2 separate regions of the Homo sapiens genome follow, and region 2 is linked to region 1. Evidence: chromatin contacts called from ENCODE Hi-C data. All regions are on one chromosome and are shown on one strand. The core of a region is the stretch at or near the end of the contact, and the rest is flanking DNA. Distances in the headings are between cores, read along the strand shown. Region 1 has its middle 30 kb from the start of GCOM1. Region 2 overlaps LOC105370834 (a long non-coding RNA gene).

Region 1 (4,585 bases), core at 1,408-3,907:
TGTTCAAAATAGGCGTCAAAAAGCATTAGAGTAACGCTTGAAAATATTAGAAAATGCTATCTATATTAAGTTAACTGGGATACAAATGACTAGTATCTGATCTCAAGCATATAACAAAAGTAATCATTGGCAGAAACAATAGCTGACTCTCTGCCCTTTGTTGAAGTTAACTATATTTGTCACCTTTTGACCAGAACAAGGTGGATTCTTTCTCAACAATTTACAAATTAGCCAGAAACCCCTAAACTTAATAGAACTTCAGTTCTTCCAGGTGGAGGGTTGTCCTGTGACATAAAACTAAAATCATTAAATCTATCCAGTCTAGGAAGAGAAAAGCCCAAGAGGAAATATGCTGTCCATGTATGAAATCATAAACGTTCAGGTAAATATAGCCCTGTTCATTTATCAAAATGTGAGACAAACAAAAGTTATTTTAATTCTATCAGTATTTGTCAGGCACCTGCTACAAACAAAGATGAATAATGAGACAGACTTTGTCCCGGAGAAGCTCACCACCTAATGATGTAGGAAAAAATAACTATAATCAGCTAACCACAGTCCGGAAGCGCTGCAAGAGAACAAAAGACCACAGGAGCCCAGGGAAGGGGGAAGTTTGGATTTGAAGCATCACCTGGGACGTAACCTTGATGCTAAACCTTTACACTAAAGCATGAACATGGTTTTGGTAACCGGCAGACTGAATGGTCAAATTCTAAGCAGGGATGCCGTCCTTCACTGAACCACTGATGGGCACTGGGGGTAGCTGATCACTCTTAGGGCTGTGTCCCTGTGCACTTGCAGAATGTGTCAGCATCTCAAGTTGACAACTTCTTGAGAAGTTGAGGGAATGATGTGGAAGAAGGAAAAGAGCTCAACAGCCCAAATCCAAGAAGCAGATCTTTAAGCGCAATGCAGTGTTTTAAAGCCTGCTATAGGAGTACATGAGAGGGGGACCACACTTAAGCACAGCCCATTTAAAATGCTTTAATTGCCTATCTGTGCAATAAGACTGAACCAAATGAATATTGACAAATCCGCTAACATAATCTAGTCTTGCCTTGCATTTATAAAGGTTAGGACCCAGAATTATAATGTTCTGTTTAATTTCAAATGCCTGCTGTCTGACAGGGGCTTTCTCCCGAGAGAGAAAGGCGTGGTTCTTTCCCTCAAGGGGCTCCCACCCTGGTGTGAAGAGACACACACATCACAATGTCAAAGCCTCGAGGGAGGCACGGGCCTGCCTGGGGATAGCCAGAAGGTCCTGCTCCCACCAGCACCTTCACTTTTAGAGCAAGGAGGGAGTGACCAGCATGGACTAGACAGAGGGGGAGAGGTCAGGAGTTAACTCACAACCAATGTTAAAAATGGACTTAAAGAAGAAAAGGATGTTAGCCTGGAGAAGAAAGAACTTAGAAGGGGCCTAAGAGCCTTTTTGACTATAGAGCCACAATGAGGAAAATGGGGAGAGTGGGTCAGTGCCACACATCCCCAGCAGCAGGCAGAGCAGAGATGATCACATCTAATATCACAATCACTTCTGAAATTCTACAAAAATCCACAAAAGAGAGTACAGGAAGAAACCACACACAGGGCCAACAAAGGATGGGATGAATTCAGGAAGATAGGAGAGTGGGGGATGAACTTCCACCGCTGGGTAATAAGGGAAGCAGGGACGTGAGGACAGACGTTCATGCCTTCCCACAGGAGGCCTTGGAGCTGCCGACAAGGCATCTCCCAGATGACGGAGCAGGCGTGGCAGGACGCCATCTCGCTCAGGGCAGCACCTGGTTAATGTCAGCACCGGGTCTGGTGAGGGCTGGTCTCTGCTGCGACATGGCAGGAAGTGTGCTGTGAGATCTGGTTAGAGGATGTCAAGAGGACCCCCTTGCCACAGCCTAACCAGTGTGTTCTGGACCCCACGTTTCCCTTTCCAAACTCTAATCCATCCTATCATTGCTCAGGGCTTTTTGATTCTGCTCCTTCCTCCCCTCCCCACACACATAGAACCTTTTATTCCAAAATCTAGCAGTACATCATTGGTTAGTAGAAAATAACTCTCAGAGCCGGGCGCGGTGGCTCACGCCTGTAATCCCAGCACTTTGGGAGGCCTAGGTGGGTGGATCACTTGAGATCAGGAGTTCGAGACCAGCCTGACCAACATGGAGAAACCCCGTCTCTACCAAAAAATATAAAATTAGCCAGGCATGGTGTCGCATGCCTCTAATCCCAGCTACTCAGGAGGCTGAGGCAGGAGTATCACTTGAACCTGGCAGGTGGAAGTTGTGGTGAGCCGACATCGCACCATTGCACTCCAGCCTGGGCAACAAGAGTGAAACTCCTTCTAAAAAAAAAAAAAAGGAAGAAAAAGAAAATAACTCTCATAACTTAAAAACAAAAATCAACAAACAAACCCCCCCCTCAAAAAAAAATCCTATAACATAAACTTCCCAACCATCTAAAAACCCAAACTCAAAACGTGTTTCTTTTGTCTTCCCTTCTTGAAGGAAGTAGGTCTGCACGGGCCTCCCCATCTCCTAGAGCTCGTACACAGCTATGAACCTGCTCTCAACAATGACTGGACACTTCCTCTTGGTTCATGGAAAAATTTGCTCGTAATTTTCCAGTCTGACTCAAGCTATCAGCTGGCGATACAGTTTTTTGCCAGCTTTACAGTCATTACATTACTCAAACAGAAACCCTTTTGCAGGTGACCTTGAAAGTTATTAAAAACTATTCTCTTTTTGAAGGAAGGACTTGTTGGGGGCGCCTGGTAGAGAGAGGATGTCTCGACTGGGTCTGGTGGTGACGACATCCTGGAAAAGGAACAAGATCCAAGTCACCAATCATTCTCTTATACAACGCATCCTTGAATTTTGAAGAGCCTGATATTGTGGATGGTTTGTATTGTCATTTGGCAGCAAAAATAACCTACATTGAATACACAGAAATAGTCCTCCACAGCCTCTGCCCGGGCTTTCCAGGTTTGACCACTGTGCAGTGCCTGTGATGCTCTCTGCTGCCACCCAGTGGATATACTGAGAAAGGTCAGGTAGGATGTTTAAACCCAGAGGTTCTCAGTGTGGTCCCCAGACCAGCAGCATTGGCATCAAATTCTTGGCTGCCCTAGAAACTCTGGGAGTGGGGCCAGCAGTCTATGTTTTCACAAGCCCTCAAGGTTATTCTGATGCACACTGAAGTTTGAGAAACACTAGTGTAGACTAGGTAGTAATTTGCACCCAGGGATGTGTGAAATGGATCATCAGATTTCTCCATTGGGAGAAGTCGATTGTCCTTATTGATGATCAAGGATCACATCTTTTATAGGAACTAATTTCACTGGCTATTTTAAAAAAATTACTCGTCTTCTCAGAAATGACAAGAAGGCATAAACCCCAACTCCTCTGTTTTTTATCCAGAATCTCCTGATTATAAGCAGCTACTGCTGCCTTGTTACTAAGAGTGGTATTCAAGGTTCTCCAAAAATATGGATCCAAACGTGTTTTCCAGTCTCACCTCCAGTAATTCTCCACTTCATTTACTCAAGATTTTAATGCAACTGGCTGATCCTCTGAGCCCAGCTTTCATCCCCGTGTTCCCTCTGTTTTTTCCACCAAAGATGCACCCTTCTAGGAGATTAAAATTTCATAATAAACAGTTCTAAATTTTCAAGCCCATTTTAAAGCCCTTTCGAATGCCATTTCCTCTATGAATTCTGCCCTGATTGCTCCATCCAATGACAGCCGTTCCCATCATGAACCTCCGCCACACTTCATCTATACCTCTTTTATAGTGCTTTAAATTCCATCCCTTGTTTTTTTAGTGCTCGGTGGACATTTCTGATCCCGTTGGGTCCAGAACTGAGCCTTACTCATCTCAGCATAAGCCAGTGCAGACTAGGTGCATAGTGACTGCCCTTTGAAAGGTATGCATGAATAACATAGGTCTCTCACAAAATAGCAGTTCACAATAAATGTTGGAATTCAATTTGTTGCAATGCGAATATTGCAACAGTTCACCTAAGAGTAACATAGGAACACCAGATCACCTGGGCAACACTGGGAAGGCAAAGCTTCGTTTTGTCCAAAGTCCTCTTTGGGACTTCACCACTGATGGGTGGGGCCCTGGATTACAGGAGCCACTAATCTACTCCTGTGCCACATTTGGGCCAGAAGCGTCCAACAGCTCCCCCTGCTGTCCACCTCGGCTATTACATCAGGACTGTGAAGGCTTCCATCATCACCCATCAGTCTCTTCTTTAAAGAGCCCACCTGAGATCCCAGAAAACCGCATTTCTGCAGCCACTACTAACACCTGGTTGAAAATGCTGTTCCCCCCATCCCCCCAACAGACCCAGAGCCTTTGGTCCAAATCTCCTGTTGCCATCTCAGGAAGATGAGATCTGGCAATATTTCCCTCCCAGGCCACATCCCCCACTGGCTCCCATCCTCACTACCTTCCCCAATAAGTGTTCATATGTTTAGAGTTTTGACCACTGTGGACCTGTTAGGGAAGAGAGATGCACTGAGCCTGACAATGCAGCTGGGGGTAGGGTGCCCTTTAAAGAGAACCAGAAAAGCAGTGGGAA
Region 2 (4,585 bases), core at 982-3,481, 190 kb before region 1:
CTAGGTTGCAGCCCAGTTTCCTTCCCTTCTAAGTCCCTCCTGACCCTTCACTCTCCACCTGCTCCCAAGCCCCCTTTAGGCACCAGCCCTGTGCTCCCCAACACTCTGGTTAGCAGTTACCACCCTGCATGACAGCCCCCGATCCCTGACTCTTTCTCCCACTAGATTCAGGGTAGGAACTGAATCTCATTCACAGTTGGAACCCCTGGCCCTGGCCTAGGGTCTGAATCACAGAAGGTGCACGACATAGACTTGCTGGACTGCTCACATTCTGAGCCCCAAAGGCCCTGAGGAAGCAGATAAAGGATCTTCTAATCCAAGGCAGGTTGGACACCCTGAGAGCCCTCAGCATACATCAGTGAGGCCCGTAAGGAAAAGGATGCAAAACAGTGGTACCCAGAGCCTGGAAAAACCAGCAGAGGACCTGCGTCCTACTCACACAGATTTAATATGGACATCACATTCTGCTACTTCCTGCTCACTCTCAGGGACAAAGCTGCCCAAATAACCAAGCCTATGCTCCTTCCACCATGTCTTAGTCCACTTACGCTACTATCGCAAACACCAGACTGGGTCACTTGTAAAGAACAGAAAGTTATTGCTCACAGTTCTGAAGGCTGGAAGTCCAAGATCCAGGCACCAGCATGTGGGGTCTGATGAGGGCTACATCCTCACGCAGTGGAAGAGCAAGCAAGCCCAAAGCTCGCAAAGCCTCTTTTATTCATGAGGGAGGAGCCCTCATGGCCTAATCATCTCCTAAAGGCCCCTCATAACATCACATTAGCAACACCTGAATTTGAGAGGCAACCTAGTCAAGCCAACAGCAACCTCTATCAGATCCCCACCCCCCACCAGACCGGCCCCTACATACTTTCCAACATTTTGCCCCACTATTCGCTTCGTTTGCCCACAGTCCAACCAAAGAAAGGCTCAGCTTCCCTATACATTCCCCAGCAGGGCCCAGCTTCTGTTTGCCTGTGCAATGCCTTCCCATCCCCCCCAGCTCACTCTGCAAATGTCCCACCTCTTTCTTACCGCCTCAGCTCCAGTACTACTTCTACATGAAGTCTTCCCGGCTTCCTCCAACTGGAAGCAACAGCTCCTCCCTTGCTTGTCTCTCCTGAAATAGTGTCCCTTTCTAGCATACCTTCCCGTTTTCTATATATTTGTCCTATTCCTAGGCCCTTCGTGGGAAGACACATTATCTGCTTTACAGCACAGAACCTTGCACCATGGCAGGCTCAAAGATATATAGTAAATTCCCTACTTAATTAGGAAGTAAGCAACATTGTAAGACCATGGACTGTGAGTTGGAGCAAATGATAATAACAATAACCACCACAACAGCAATCATGCCTCTGTTTGTGGAGTCTTTATACCTTATACACACCTTTACCTTCGCAAATATTAACCAGTCAAGTCTCACGAATATCTCTAGGGTGGGCAGCATAAATTCTATTCTCCCCAGTTTGCAGGTTGGTGGTGAGTCTCTGGGAGGCCCAGTGACTTACTTAAGGCACCACAACCAGCCACGGGTAGGGCTGGGCCTGCAATCAGGCCTTCTACATCCAAGTCTGACCTTGTTTCATGACACCATGTTGATAACAACACTCTGGTCCACTCTTGCTTTTTCAATAAGAAACCTACAAGGAGCGTGTATGCACCTGCAGTTCCAGATCCAAACGAGCCTGGGGCACAGGGAGGAGGCAGCCTTCACTGGGAGGTCTCCGCTCAGCCAGGCTCCCGGCACCACGTACCCACTGAGCTTTATTCCCTACCATTGATGTTGCCAGCTCTGGCCCTGGGTCTGAGGAGCAACACTGCTGCAGCCGCCAGCTGGCAACTGCCCAGCACTGGGCAGGACCCATCCTTTGCCCCCTTCCCCGGCTGCCTAAGACACGCATTCGCACTACCTCCATGTACCAAAAAATAAAAATAAAAAATAAAAAATAAAGGGAAAAAGAAAAAGAAAGTCTGGTTTTGCTTAATTTTAATCCTGGAAATGGAGAAACACACTTTGCTTTTGCTTTTGGTTTCTCACCAAAAGGCCGTAGGAGTTTACAGCAGCTGACTCCTACAGGACCCCAGCATTTCCTTAGATGGGCAATCAGAGCGGCCGCCCACTGTGTGCAGAGACACTGGCTCCAGCTCCCCCAACAGGCTCTGCGAGCCCTGCACTCAGTCCTGCAGCGCAGAAGCCTTCTCCGGAGGAAGGCTAGCTCCTCCTGAAGACAGTGGGTGAGACAACACTGCCCATCTGGGAACCCACGGGGCCTCTGGGAAGCCCATGGGGCCCCTCTGCTGTGGATGAACCTGGTGGTGCATTCTTCCCAGGGCCAGGACTAGGGGGAGCAAGTGAGGCACGCTCCTTGGTGTAAAATTGAAGGGGGCACCGAAAAATGCAGTGATCAAGAGACATACCATTTAAATGCAACAGCAAGAAATGAACATTAATGCCAAAAAATAACATGACGAATCAAGGAGCAAACTTCCTCACAGTAAAAAGCCATAAGGAACAGAAGCAAGGTAAATATAATACCCAAGAGCCAATTTAATCTCAAGTAAAGTTTCAGAGCAAAATTTTATATTACTGGGGACAAAAGGGTAGGTACATCAATGGAGACATTCCCACCTTTAGCAGTGCTGACCTTGCTCCTATCATACCTGGGGCTGGGCAGGCAAGAATGGAGGGAGCAGGAAGGGGAGTCAGCTTAGGTAGGAAATGTCATAAGCAAAGCCTGGGTGGACATCACCTCAAAATATTGCTAGGGCACAAATTCAAATAATCCCTTTCATTCTTTTTTTGTTTGTTTGTTTTTGTTTTTGAGACAGAGTCTTGCTGTGTCACCCAGGCTGGACTGCAGTGGTGCAATCTGGGCTCACTGCAACCTCCGCCTCCCAGGCCCAAGTGATTCTCAAACCTCAGCCTCCAGAGCAGCTCAAATCTTCTCTTTCATTCTGATGAGAAAACTCTGCCTTATTCTTTGAGCTTGTGGCAGTTGTCTGTAGTAGCAATCAGAGGGTTAATTGAATATAATGAAGATATAGAGGAGGACACATCAGTTAATTAACTTAGGAGAAAACATTCCCAGGGTTTTGATTTACTTCACAGGAAGAAGCAAAATATTGGACATCTTCTATTATTTCACTCTTGCCTAGAGAGTAAATGTGAGATAAACTTGCCGAAAATTCCAAAAAGGTTGCTATAATCCCTAGCCATCTCAGGGGTGATGTTTTCATTACAGGGAATAAAAGGTTGTCTTTAAAATGCAAACACACCCTGAGTAATCCTCTCAGGAATCTACTTTGAAGCCACTAGATCTTACCATTTTGGTTCTGGGGCTTCTGAAGAAAATTGCAAAGGAAAGAACTAATTCCTTTTTTTTTTTTTTCTTTAATTGGAAAAGTTTTTGAACCAACCTGCTTCCATGATGGGCAGTGAGATGTTTGCTGTGCTGCTGACATCTACTGAGAGACTGTGAAATAGCAGTTCGGGAAGTAAAGGAAATCAAAGCTCCTCTTGAGAAAGCTCTGTCTCTAACAGGTGATGCCATCTGTAGCACATCATCGACCTTTGAGCAAGCACTCATCAATTTCCACAGAATGTCAGGATCCTGGAATGTTCACCCAGGCAGCTTGGAAAAAGGAATGGGGCTGCAGCCATTGTGGGGACAGCAGTCTCCCTTCTAGCACTCTCTGCAAAAGGAAAGGAAACGCTTCTTAGAGCTTGATACCAATTTTCACACTCAGTCCCCTTAGCACCCTTCCAGCTTAGTATTAGTAACTCATTGTACAGATGCAAAAACTCAAATCCACAAATGTCCCGTGGCTTATCTAAAGCTACACAGCTAGAAAGTGTCAGGACGGGAATGAAACACAGAGAGTGACCTGTCTCTGCGCCTGTGCCCTGTCCATACTTTCTGTCCCCAAGAGAGCAACACCATAGATCCAAACCAAAACCCCAAAAAGCCCAACTCTAGGAAATGCACAGGCTCCACTTCACTCCCAGGAGATTCCTATGGATCTATGGAAGAAAATGAGGCAGTGACCGAGGAATTTAAACTCTGGGGTGAAATCATTTCCTCCCAATTATTCTTCGTCTAATGACAAAGATGCACCACTAAAAAAGTGACCTATGCCCTCTAACCTCTGAGAAGATCTGAGTCACATGGCAATTCTATTTGTAACATTACAAGATTATAGAGGCCAGTTTTCCCTTCCTCCTCATTTTCTTCTCCCCCATGACATTTTTAGAAAGTCACATTCATTTATTTTATCATTAGCTATATGCCTTAACCCTGGCCTTCAGTGCAGAGCCTGCTTCACTCTTCTGTAAATTAGCTCATTCCTCTGCAGGTGGACCCCAAATAATCTAGCATGTCTTCCTTCCACACATAGAGGCACCTGTTTGCACACACTTAAAGCTATCCGTCTAAACAGAAAACTGTTTTTGATGTATGTCATTCTGTGGGCAGCTTTTCTATGCCATGACTGCTAACATAAAAGGAGATATGAGCCAAGTTTTGAAAAAAAAAAACTATTATTTCACAGAAAGTGGTTATCAAAATAGTAAAAATAAAAATAA

The links. Hi-C counts contacts between places; a loop is a spot of excess contacts on that map. Pooled maps may share reads with other maps.
Region 2: a pooled map shows a loop between it and region 1 (9-fold over the local background). The contact joins two enhancer-like sites. A Hi-C loop is called at or near these places in 3 of 168 maps with a recorded cell type or tissue (K562, colonic mucosa and uterus) and 5 of 50 pooled maps.

The regions. Positions count from the first base shown.
Region 1 is chr15:57,559,608-57,564,192 of GRCh38, reverse strand. No RefSeq gene overlaps it. Among named protein-coding and RNA genes, the nearest start is that of GCOM1, 30 kb to the left of the region's middle. Within about 2 kb of position 2,657, at least 16 of the 41 ENCODE cell types and tissues checked have a DNase peak (open chromatin) inside an H3K27ac peak, as active enhancers do; they include uterus, where a contact is called at or near this core.
Region 2 is chr15:57,750,282-57,754,866 of GRCh38, reverse strand. LOC105370834 (a long non-coding RNA gene) reads right to left here. Exons shown (of 6, transcript XR_001751554.3): 4 at 3,421-3,696. Among named protein-coding and RNA genes, the nearest start is that of POLR2M, 46 kb to the right of the region's middle. RefSeq lists enhancers at 1,887-2,483, 2,906-3,658. Within about 2 kb of position 2,231, at least 2 of the 41 ENCODE cell types and tissues checked have a DNase peak (open chromatin) inside an H3K27ac peak, as active enhancers do; they include uterus, where a contact is called at or near this core.